2 separate regions of the Homo sapiens genome follow, and region 2 is linked to region 1. Evidence: chromatin contacts called from ENCODE Hi-C or POLR2A ChIA-PET data. All regions are on one chromosome and are shown on one strand. Each heading gives the region's core, a stretch centred on a gene start or an enhancer-like site at or near the end of the contact. The rest is flanking DNA. Distances are from core to core; before and after follow the strand shown.

Region 1 (5,379 bases), core at 1,422-3,921:
GGAATGAAGGAAGGAAAGAAAAAAAGAAAAAGGAAGGAGGAAGGGGAAAGGAAGGAAGACAGAGAAAGAAGGAATGAAGGAAGGAAAGAAAAAAGAAGAGAAAGAAGAGGAAGGAAGGAAAGAAAAGGCAGGCAGGCAAGCACAATGTGTCTGCAATGGGGTGAATTGTGAGGGAGGGGGAGAAAAGACGGGGAAGAGGTCAGGGTGGGAGTGACTTCAGGTAGGGTCTTTCCGGCCGCGGAACGGATGAGCGAACGTGGGCGCCGTGTCCACCAGAGGGCGCAACCTTTCCCTGCCCATCGTCTCAGAGAACTACATCTCCCAGCGGCCCTCGGAGTGCGCGGCCCTTCTCAAACGAGCGCTGAGGCTCAGAGGCCGCTGGGACTTGTGGTTGGGACGGTGAGCCGCTGGAGGGGGCCGAGTAACTCATTCCCAGGTCCTGAAAAAGTGTGCGGCTGAGTCCTTTCCTCCTTCCTCGGTTTCCATGGCGATGGTTTCGGCAAAGGCCCAAGTTTTGGCAGCGGCGGGGCCCGCTTCCCACTCCCTCCTCTTCACCATCTGCTCCACCCTCACACCTGGCCCCAAGCCGCAACCACCGCCTCCGCACCCGGGCCGGGGACTCTGCAGCCACTGGGTGGCGCGTGTGAGCGGCTCCCGCGCTGCTACTTCAGCCCCACGAGTCCCAGTTCCTACCTCCCTCCTGCCTCAGACCCGCAGCGTCCTCCGTTCTGGGGTCCCAGGGGTTTCTCAAAGCTGTGAGACCCAGAGACACAGCCAGTCAAGGCTGGAAGCGAGAGGCTGCGGCGGTCAGTGGCTTCCCGGCCACCCCGTCCTTGGCGCCCGCCCGACGCGCCGTCTGCTCCTCCCACCCCACCGCGGGCCGCATCATGAAAATTTAATACCAAATGCATTTGCGGCCCGACGCGGGGAGGTAGTGGGGAAAGGATCACCCTCCTGGGGCCTGGATCTGGAGGTGGACTCAGCGCCGGGAGATGGGCTGGTCTGAGGACAGGAGCGGGGCGGGACCCTGTCTGCGGGCCCAGGACAGGGAAGGGCCGGGCTCTACCCAACGGGGCGGCGCTGGAATTCCGGCGTGGAGACAGAGTTCGGTGGGCGGGGACAGATTCCGGGGGTGGGAGCAGGACTGGGAGGGCAGGGACAGATCCCAGAGGCGGAGGCGGTGGGCGGGGGACAGATCCCATGGGGCAGGGGCAAGACTGGGAGGGCGGGGACAGATCTCAGGGGCGGAGGCCAGAGCTCGGTGGGCGGGGTCAGATTCCGGGGGCGGAGGCAGGACTGGGAGGTCGAGGACAGATCCCAGTGGCGAGGGTCAGAAGTCGGAGGGCGGGGACAGATCCCATGGGGCCGGGGCAAGACTGGGAGGGTAGGGAGAGATCCAGGGGGCGGGGAGAACTGGGTGGGCGGGGACAGATCCCATGGGGCAGGGGTAGAACACAGAGGGCGGGGACAGATCCCAGGGACGGAGGCCAGAACTCGGTGGGTGGGGACAGATTCCAGGGGGCAGAGATAGATCCTGTGGGGAAGGGGTAGAACTCAGATGGCAGGAACAGATTCCAGGGGGCAAGGACAGAACTGAGAGGGCGGGAACAGAGCCAGGGACAGATCCTAGGAGAAGGGGACACAACTCCAACGGTGGGGAGAGAACTCAGAGGGCGGGGGCAGAACTCAGGTCAGCGACAGATCCTAGGGGAGGAGACAAATTCAGAGGGCGGGTGAGGATGCCAGGGGGTGCGGATCACAATTTAGGGGGCGGGACAGATCTCAGGGGGTGGAGACAGAACTCAAATAGAGGAATGGATCCCCCGGAGCTAGGGAAGAACTCAGAGCGCGGACAGATCCCAGAGGAGCAGAGAAATAACACAATGGGGAGACTATGGGGTCGCAGCTGGCACTGGCGGGGTGTGTGAAATATAACTGTGGGGGGCGGAAGCCAGAGGGAAGAAAATCGGGGTTAGGGAATGAAACTCAGGGAGAGAAGCAACAGGGAGGAGAGAGACGCCGGAGGGAGAATAGAGCTGGAGGAGTATGGGATTCAAAGGGGAAAGATGGAAACTAAGGAGGAGATGGAGCTCAAGGGTGAAGAACCCGGGTGGCGAAAGGGACTAGAGGGGGACGACAGGTGGATCGAAGTAGGCGTTGGACTTGAGGGGAAAGAATTTCCCTTGAATGAGAAAACAAAGAACTCCCTGGATGAGACTATTGGAACTGGGGACGAGGTGGGATGGGGATGGAATTGCGGGGTGGGGGCGGGGAGGAGTGAAGGAACTGGAGGATGAACGCAGAGGGAAAGTCAGAGAAGACAGGATTGTAAGGGACGCAATTAGGGGGAACAGAAGTCGGGGAGAGAAATGATGGGGATGAGAACTCAGGAGAGGAGAGAAAATCTGGGTAGGAGCCAGGGGTGATGGAACAGGGATAGGGGGAGTAGCCTGGGGAAGGAACAGAATTGGGGGGCGTGAACTCGGAGGCGTGAGTTCAGAACCCACAGGCGTGGTCTTGGAAGGCTCAGGAGGGGACAGGACGAGGATGAAAGGGCTGCGAGAGGGGGCGGGTCTGACAGACGAGGGGAGGGGCCTGGTGGGGCCGGGGCGGGGCCTCCCGCGCCCCGCCCCCGGCGCTGAGTCCTGTGACAGCCCCCGGGCCGCCTGCACTTGCAGCCTCCTTCCCCCCGAGCGGAGCTGCGGGGCCGGCCGGGCCGGGGCTGGACCCCGGGAACCCGGACGCGGCCGCCCGGGCCCGCGGGCGGGGGGATCGGCGGGGGGGACCCGCGGGGTGACCGGCGGCAGGAGCCGCCACCATGGAGTTCCGCCAGGAGGAGTTTCGGAAGCTAGCGGGTCGTGCTCTCGGGAAGCTGCACCGGTGAGCCTGGCGGGGGTCCCGGGAGAAGAGTGGGAGGATCTGAGGAGGATGCTAATTCCCACCTGGGCGCAGACTGACAGATGAACGGGCGATACCCCGGCATGGGGGTCCACCCATCTGTCCAGTTTTCTGCCGTGGGCTCCGACGGCGCTGTTCTCCCTGGTCGAGCCTTGTCCATTATCCTGTTCCTTTTTCTGCACCCCACCCCACCCGGCTCCACTCTCTCTGGTGCTGTAAATGCCTCTCTCCCGGGTCTCTGGCTCCTCCCCCACCACTTCTGGGTCTCTGTCCCCGTCTCTTTCTGGATGTCTCTGCCCCTTTTCTCTCTGGGTCTCCGTCTCCCTCTTTTTCCAGATCTCGGCTCCCTTCTCTCTGGGCCCCTCCTTCTCCCTAGATCTCTGCCTCCGCTTCTTTGCGTCTCTGTGCCCCTCTCTCTGGTTCTCTGGCCATTGCTCTCACTGGATCTCTATCAACTCCTGACTCAGAGTCTCTGTCCCCCTCTTTCTGGGTCTCTCCTCTTCCCTGGATCTCTGGTCCCCACTTCTCTGGGTCCCTGTCCCCGTCTCTGTGTTTTAATTCTCCCACCATGGGTCTCTCCGTCTCTCTGTGTCTTTTTCCGTTTCTGTCTGGCATGGAGTTTAATCTGCAGCTAAAGCGGATTGGGGCTCATAGCCCGTTGTCCTTGAGGGGGTGAGGCTGGGTGGAAGAAGTCACAGCACCCTGGGTCCCTGGGAGAGAAAGGAGTTAGAGGCCAAAAATTTCGGCTCCTGGGGTAGGACAGCCTTCCCAAAGGATACAGGCTGGGGCTGACAGGGACTCCCTCCCAACCAGGTTGATGACCCCAGTGAACCGAGTGTCCCTCAGGATAATCTGGACACCTCCCCACAGGCTCTCACCCCCAACCCCAGCTTTGGCTCTAAGTCAGATAAATTACTCAGCTGCGGAAAAGCCTAAAAATATATCTGGCCACAGTGCACGAAGGAGATGGCCTCATCAGCACCATGCCCCTGCCGCCGTGCCCTCAGGCCCTGTCCCCTTGGCCCACAGCCCTGACCCTGTGTTTCGCTGAGCTTCAGTCCACCTCGCTAGGCCATGGGGGTCCTTTGCTAAGTCTAACATCAGTCTTGCTTGCTGCAGATCACCTCTTAGCTCCAAAGTTACCCCACCCTCTAGTAACATGAGAGACAAGAATAAGGCTGGACAGAAGTGGGGGGAGGTGGGCAGGAGGATGGTGCAGTGACGGAGGTTGGTGGTGGAGGGGAAGCTGAGATAACCTCACCCCTTCTTTTTCCAATTTTCCAGCCCCTCCCCACCCTTTTTCTCGCCTCCTTTCACGAGTTTCTCAAAATACATCAGTGTGAAGTCAGGAGAATGAGAGAGAGAGAAAGAGACGTGCTGGTGGAGGGGGCTGGGGGGTGGCAGCGGGAGGGATGTATTCCTCAGGCCCCTCCCTCAGTCTCTGCCTCTGTTTCTCATCTGTGCTAGGGTTTCTCACAGTCAATCTCTCTGGCTCTCACTCTCTGAGTTACCTCTTGGGTCCCCAGAGACCCCCGGGCTCTGGCCAGGACCATCAGCAGGGAGTTTGTGCAGAGAAAAGCATTTGCTTCCAATGCCTGGGGTTTGCTCTGATGGTTGGAGGGAGAGGGGAATACCCCATATTAGAGACAACAGGTTGATCTCATTTAATCCTCTAGACAAAGATGGGGAAACTGAGGCTCCATTCTGGGGTTGGGGAGATCAGTGGATGAGTATGAGCCCCATGATTTGAACCCAGGTCAGTCTCCCTCCCAAGCCTAGAACAGAGCTCTTCCTTGAGAAGAGTGATGCCACAGCTGGTGGGGAGCTTCCTTGCACCCAGGGTGACTTGGAACAAGGACATGGGGGAATGGGATGCCAGAGAGATGAGAACCCAAGGTGCCTCCTTTCTGAGAGCCAGGTCTTGGGCAGGGGGATGCCGAGGGCCAGTAAGGGATCAGGTCCCATTGCTGTTCTTGTCTGTGACCTTGGAGTGCCACTTCAGCTCCCCGAGCCTCAGTTTCCTTAGTTGTACAATGGGAAGAGAAGAGAGAGCAGAGGGACATAAGGAGACAAAGACGTGGGGGAGTGGACAGAGATCCTGAGAGAAGCAGAGAGAGAGAGAGGGAGAGACAGAGAAGTTGAGACATCTCAATTTGGGGTAATGGCCTCCTAAGTGTTGTTTTTCCTCATCGCCAAGTCCCCAGGCCTGAGTTTGGGGTATCCAGGGAGGGGAGGGGGATTTACATCTAGGGTCTCCCTTCTCTGTCCTTGTCCCCTGCAAAGCATCAGGGCCACCTTCATCTCTGTGTCCTTGGTCCTCTTGCTCTAAAATGATTGATATCACCTTGAAGTTCCCTCTTTATTCTCTTGCATTTTTGCCCTTGTCCCATTTTATAGATGTGGGATACTGAGACCCCCTGTTTAGACAGCCTTGATTAGAGATCTGACATCTCCTCATATTAACAAGGAATCTCACATCAG
Region 2 (5,379 bases), core at 2,840-5,339, 370 kb before region 1:
ACGTAAATACATTCCAGGTGGATTAAAAATGTAAGTGCAACAAATGAAACCCGAAAACTATCTGAAGGGAAAAAATCTTAATGACTGCCATGGAGTTTCTTAGCACTACAGCAAAGTTAGAAAACGTAGTCTTCATTAATTTTTCCCAAAAGACTGTATAAACCAAGTTGAAAAATATACGGCCAACTGGGAAAATCTTTCTAGCGTGTTTGTTGACAGAAATGTACTACGCAAATAAATCTTACTGATGAATAACAATATAGAAAAATAGAAACACTTCATTACTATTATCTTTTAATTTTAATTTTTATTTTTTGAGGCAGGGTCTCTTTCTGTTGTGCAGGTTGAAGTGCAGTGGCCCAATCTTGGCTCACGGCAGCCTCTACTCGCACTGGAGCCACTCTTCAGCCTGTGGAGCAGCTGGGACCACAGCCGCGCACTACCACTTCCAGCTAATTTTTAAATTTTTTGTAGAGATGGGGTCTCACTGTGTTGCTCTGGCGTGTCTCAAACTCCTCGGCTAAAGCGATCCCAGGTGTTAGCCATCGTGCCCTGCCACTTTATATTTGTTTTAATAGAAAGAAACCTGACCAGGGCCGGACGCCGTGGCTCACGCTTGTAATCCCAGCACTTTGGGAGGCCAAGGCGGGCAGATCACCCGAGGTAAGGGGTTCAAGACCAGCCTGGCCAACATGGTGAAACTCCTTCTAACTACTAAAAATAAAAAAATTAGCCGTCCTGGTGGGCGTCTGTAATCCCAGCTACTTGGGAGGCTGAGTCAGGAGATTCTCCTGAACCCGGGAGGCGGAGGTTGCAGTCAACTGAGATTGTGCCACTGCATTCCAGCCTGGGCGGCAGAGTTAGACTCCGTCTCAAAAAAAATAAAAATAAATAAATAAAAAGAAACCTGACTAGTTTCACACAAACACACACACAAAATTTTGAATGGCCAGTAAATATTTTAAAACATAATCTTCGGCCGGGCGAGATGGCTCATGCCTGTAATTCCAGCACTTTGGGAGGTAGAGGCGGGCGCATCACGAGGTCAGTATCACTGGGCGTCGTGGTGCCCACCTGTAATCCCAGCAACTCGAGAGGCTGAGGCAAGGAGAATCGCTTGAACCCGGGAGGCAGAGGTTGCAGTGAGCCGAGATCACGCCACTGCACTCCAGCCTGGGCGACAGAGCGAGACTGTCTCAAAAAAAAAACAAAAAAAACAAAAAAAACAGGCCGGGCGCAGTGGCTCATGCTTGCAATCCCAGCACTTTGGGAGGCCAAGGCGGGCAGATCACGAGGTCAGGAGATCGAGACCATCCTTGCTAACACGGTGAAACCCCGTCTCTACTGAAAATCCAAAAAAAAAAAAAAAAAAATTAGCGGGGCGTGGTGGCGGGCGCCTGTAGTCCCAGCTACTCCGGAGGCTGAGGCAGGAGAATGGCGTGAACCCGGAAGGCGGAGCTTGCAGTGAACAGAGATCGCGCCACTGCACTCCAGCCTGGGGGACGGAGCGAGGCGCTGTCTCAAAAAAAAAAAAGTAATAATAATAATAATAATCACCAATTGAAAAGTACTTACAGAAAGCCTAATGATAAAGGTTTTTACCTTTATCATTTAAAATTATTTTTTATTGGGTTTCTATTTTTCTTTTATCTTTTATTTTTATTTTTATTTTTTTTTATTTTATTATTTTTTTTTTGACAAAATCTCGCTCTGTCGCCCAGACTGGAGTGCAGTGGCGCAGTGTCGGCTCGCTGCAGCCTCTGCCTCCCTGGTTCCACCGATTCTCCTGCCTCTGCCTCCCCAGTAGCTGGGACTACAGGTGTGTGCCACCTCGCAGGCAAATTTTTGTATTTTTGTTAGAGACAGGGTTTTACCATGTTGGCCAGGCTGGTCTCAAACTCCTGACCTCAGGTGATCCACCCGTTTTGGCCTCCTAGAGTGCCCGGATTATAGGCAGTGAGCCTGCGGAAGCCCTTTTTTTTTTGAGACAGTCTCATTTGCTGAAGCTTTTTTTTTTTTTTTTTTTTTGAGATGGAGTTTTGTTCTTGTTGCCCAGGCTGCAGTGCAATGGCACAGTCTCGGCTCACGGCAGCCTCCACCTCCTGGGTTCAAGCGATTATCCTGCCTCAGCCTCCCGAGTAGCTGAGTTTACAGGCATGCGCCACCACGCCCAGCTAATTTTGTATTTTTAGTAGAGCCGGGGTTTCTCCATGTTGGTCAGGCTGGTCTCGAACTCCAGACCTCAGGTGACCCGCCCACCTTGGCCTCCCAAAGTGCTGGGATTACAGGCGTAAGCCGCCGCGCCTGGCCTGCTGAAGCCTTCAAATCCATACAATCATATGATTTTACTCCTGTGTGCTTGGCAGGCATCTTTCCAATTTTATGAACACTTTCTTACATTACTAGTATGCCATTGTTACCTGTAACAAAATTAACTTCTTAGTATCATCCAACAGTAAGTGTGTAATCAAACGTTCCAATTGTCTCAAAATGTGTTTTTACAGTTGGTTTATTTGTATCAGGATCCAAACAAAGACCACACACATATTTAGACATTATGTCTCAAGTTTCTTTTCATCTAGAGCAGCCCCCTCTTTTATGCCTGTGTAACTAACATTTTAATAAAGTTGTAAGGAAGATAAAAGTAATCCAGAGAAAGGAAAAAAAATATCAATAGGCAAGAAGGAAGATTAAAATGGTACCTAGGCCAGGCATGGTGGCTCCTGCCTGTAGTCCCAGCACTTTGAGAGGCTGAGGTGGGTGGATCATTTGAGCCAAAGAGTTTGAGACCAGCTTGGGCAACATGGCGACACCCTGTCTCCACAAAAACTACAAAAATTAGCTGGACGTGGTGGGGGCACACCTGTAATCCCAGCTACTCAGGAGGCTGAGGCAGGAGAATCGCTTGAATCCTGGAGGCGGAGGTTGCAGTTAGCCGAGATGGTTCCACTGCACTCCACCTTGGGCGACAGAACGAGACCCTGTCCCCTCTCCCAAAAAAAAAAAAAAGAGAAAAAGATGTACTTTAGGAAGTAGGAAAATTAAAAATTATGCTAGAAAGATGGGCTGATCTGCAAGAAGGAAGAGGAAGGGAAAAATGAATCATAAATACTTTTGTCATTACAAGTAAATGCTGCCTGTGTAAAATAATAAAAATATTCATAAGGGCATTTTAAAAAGTCAGTAAAATGCTGTCCCAGCACTAGTTGGCTAGTCTGGAGGAGTTCAACAACCTAATGTACATCAATACAGAATTGGTCAAATCAATTTGTCACATCCATAAAATAGATTATAAAAATACATTATTAAGATGAAATAGACATACTTTTTCATGGCAAAAAAGAAAGTGTGGAAATGTTAGTATATTGATCATCTTTGTGAAAACGTATGAATAGTCTACGTTAAACTGTATTTTAGGAAAAAAATTGGGGAAGGGATTTTTCACATTTTACATGGTATGCTATCATGTATAAATTCATTACAGAAATGATATTATTTTTATTATTCTGGAAAATAAAGGATTTCCTTGTTTTCTTTTTTCTAATAACAAAAACAACCTTTTTTTTAGTGGTTACTAGGCAACGATCGCTGGACTCAACCACCCTCGAAGGTTGTAGGGGAGATGGTGTTTTTCTCGATTTCGCCCCAAGGAGGGTGCTCGGACTTCGACGTGCCGCCATCTTTGAGCAGGGCACAGCTGTTTACAGCCTTGGAATGGATATCAGGCTGAATGGTGGTTGCTTGGCAACGCCCCGCCACGGTCGCCATCTTTGAGTAGGGCACATTGTTTACTACTATATACTGGAAACCTACAGGGAATGTGGTTGCTAGGCAATGCTTTGGGACCATCGCAATCTTTGATCCGGGCACAGCTGTTTTTTCCGTTTAGAATGTAAATCATCAAAGCCTACAGGATGGTGGCTAGGCAACGCCTTGGCGCAGTCATCATCTTCAATCCGGCTTCTTGGTTCTCTTTACCTCCTCGGAGAAACTAGAAAGCTTTGCAAATTCAATTTGCCGCCATCTTTGTTAGGGGTACCGTGACTTCCGGCTAGGGCGGAAGAGAACCTAATGGGTTTGGGGGAGGTGCCTGAATAGGGTTTGAGGGTCTGTTTGAGTTGGGTGAAGAAGGCGGGAAGTTAATCCTCTTCCAATCAGCTCCCCATCTCGCCCTCTGGCGGCTCCGGACCACAGGCCGAGTTACTCTGATTACCGCCATGCTCCAAGACCCGCACTGACAGTCCCCACGTGAGGGACCGCGGTGGGAGTCCTAAATGGGGGAGGAGGGGACGGGCGGCACTGTGCATCTGCTGTGCCTCGCGGCCTCCAGCGGGGTCCCCCTATTCTGCAGGAGCAGTCGCGGCGGCGCCCCCGCCCGTCAGCAGGTGGGGCCTTGGACGCCTGTATCTAAACCGAAGGGGGTTCGGTGTTTTGACTCTGGGTCTTCAAGGCAGTAGGGGCTGGGGAAGTTTCAGTGTTGAATTTGTAGGACCGAGGAGGCAATGGACCAATAAGCCTGGTTCCCCAAAGAGGCACTGCCAGGTCATATGGAAAGAGGATGGGGCTGGGAGCTGGCACACTTGGGTCCTAAGGGGGAAGGGGATGGGGGGGTGCTCTTGTCTGATGTCCCTAACCCCTCCTTAGCTCCCGTTCTCTGTCATCGGTTCCCTCAATGGAGTCCACATGTTTGGGCAGAATCTGGAGGTGCAGCTGAGCTCTGCGAGGACCGAGAACACGACTGTGGTGTGGAAAAGCTTCCATGACAGGTCCCCAGGAGGGAACGTGGGACAGGGACAGGGCCTGGGTGATAGTCCCTGTTGAAGATGACCCCGGAGGCCTTCCAGCTCTCTAAAAGCAGCTGTTAATTTGGCTATGGGATCTTTAGCAAGCCAGTTACCCTCTTTGATCCCTGATGTTCTCTATAAGAAAGGCAGGTTGGTCTGAGAGAGGATGTATCTGGTGTTCTAGGATCAATGGGCGGACTCCAACATACCCCTTCCTGATTCCCCAGGCCTTGACTCATTCTTCTCACTTCCATTCCACAGCATCACCCTCATTGTTCTGTCATCTGAGGTGGGCATCTCTGAGCTGAGGCTGGAGAGACTACTCCAAATGGTGTTTGGAGCCATGGTGAGACTCACCAGTCCTCTTTTCTCCCCAGACCAGGAATCTGAGATCTCAGCATCCTTTTCCCTCAGACCTAGGAGTGCAGACCACCAACACTTCCTTCCTCAGAACCCAGGAATCTTTTGTTTGTTTGTTTGTTTTGTTTTGAGACGGAGTCTCGCTCTGTTGCCCAGGCTGGAGTGCAGTGGCTTGATCTCGGCTCACTGCAACCTCTGCCTCCCAGGTTCAAGCGATTCTCGTGCCTCAGCTTCC

What was found. Hi-C counts contacts between places; a loop is a spot of excess contacts on that map. ChIA-PET counts read pairs that join two places held with the same protein, here RNA polymerase II (POLR2A). Pooled maps may share reads with other maps.
Region 2: a pooled map shows a loop between it and region 1 (3-fold over the local background). The contact joins the promoter of FUZ here to the promoter of SLC17A7 in region 1. A Hi-C loop is called at or near these places in 1 of 168 maps with a recorded cell type or tissue (gastrocnemius medialis), 2 of 37 single-sample maps with no recorded cell type and 10 of 50 pooled maps. POLR2A ChIA-PET finds 5 or more read pairs at or near these places in 2 of 52 experiments (Panc1 and activated B cell).

Annotation. Positions count from the first base shown.
Region 1 is chr19:49,438,819-49,444,197 of GRCh38, reverse strand. It overlaps SLC17A7 (solute carrier family 17 member 7), which reads left to right and starts at 2,671. Exons shown (of 12, transcript NM_020309.4): 1 at 2,671-2,880. The coding sequence starts at 2,819. RefSeq lists an enhancer at 268-377.
Region 2 is chr19:49,812,002-49,817,380 of GRCh38, reverse strand. It overlaps FUZ (fuzzy planar cell polarity protein), which reads left to right and starts at 4,089. Exons shown (of 11, transcript NM_025129.5): 1 at 4,089-4,385; 2 at 4,645-4,766; 3 at 5,046-5,130. The coding sequence starts at 4,275. RefSeq lists enhancers at 3,526-3,575, 3,786-4,025, 3,412-4,218.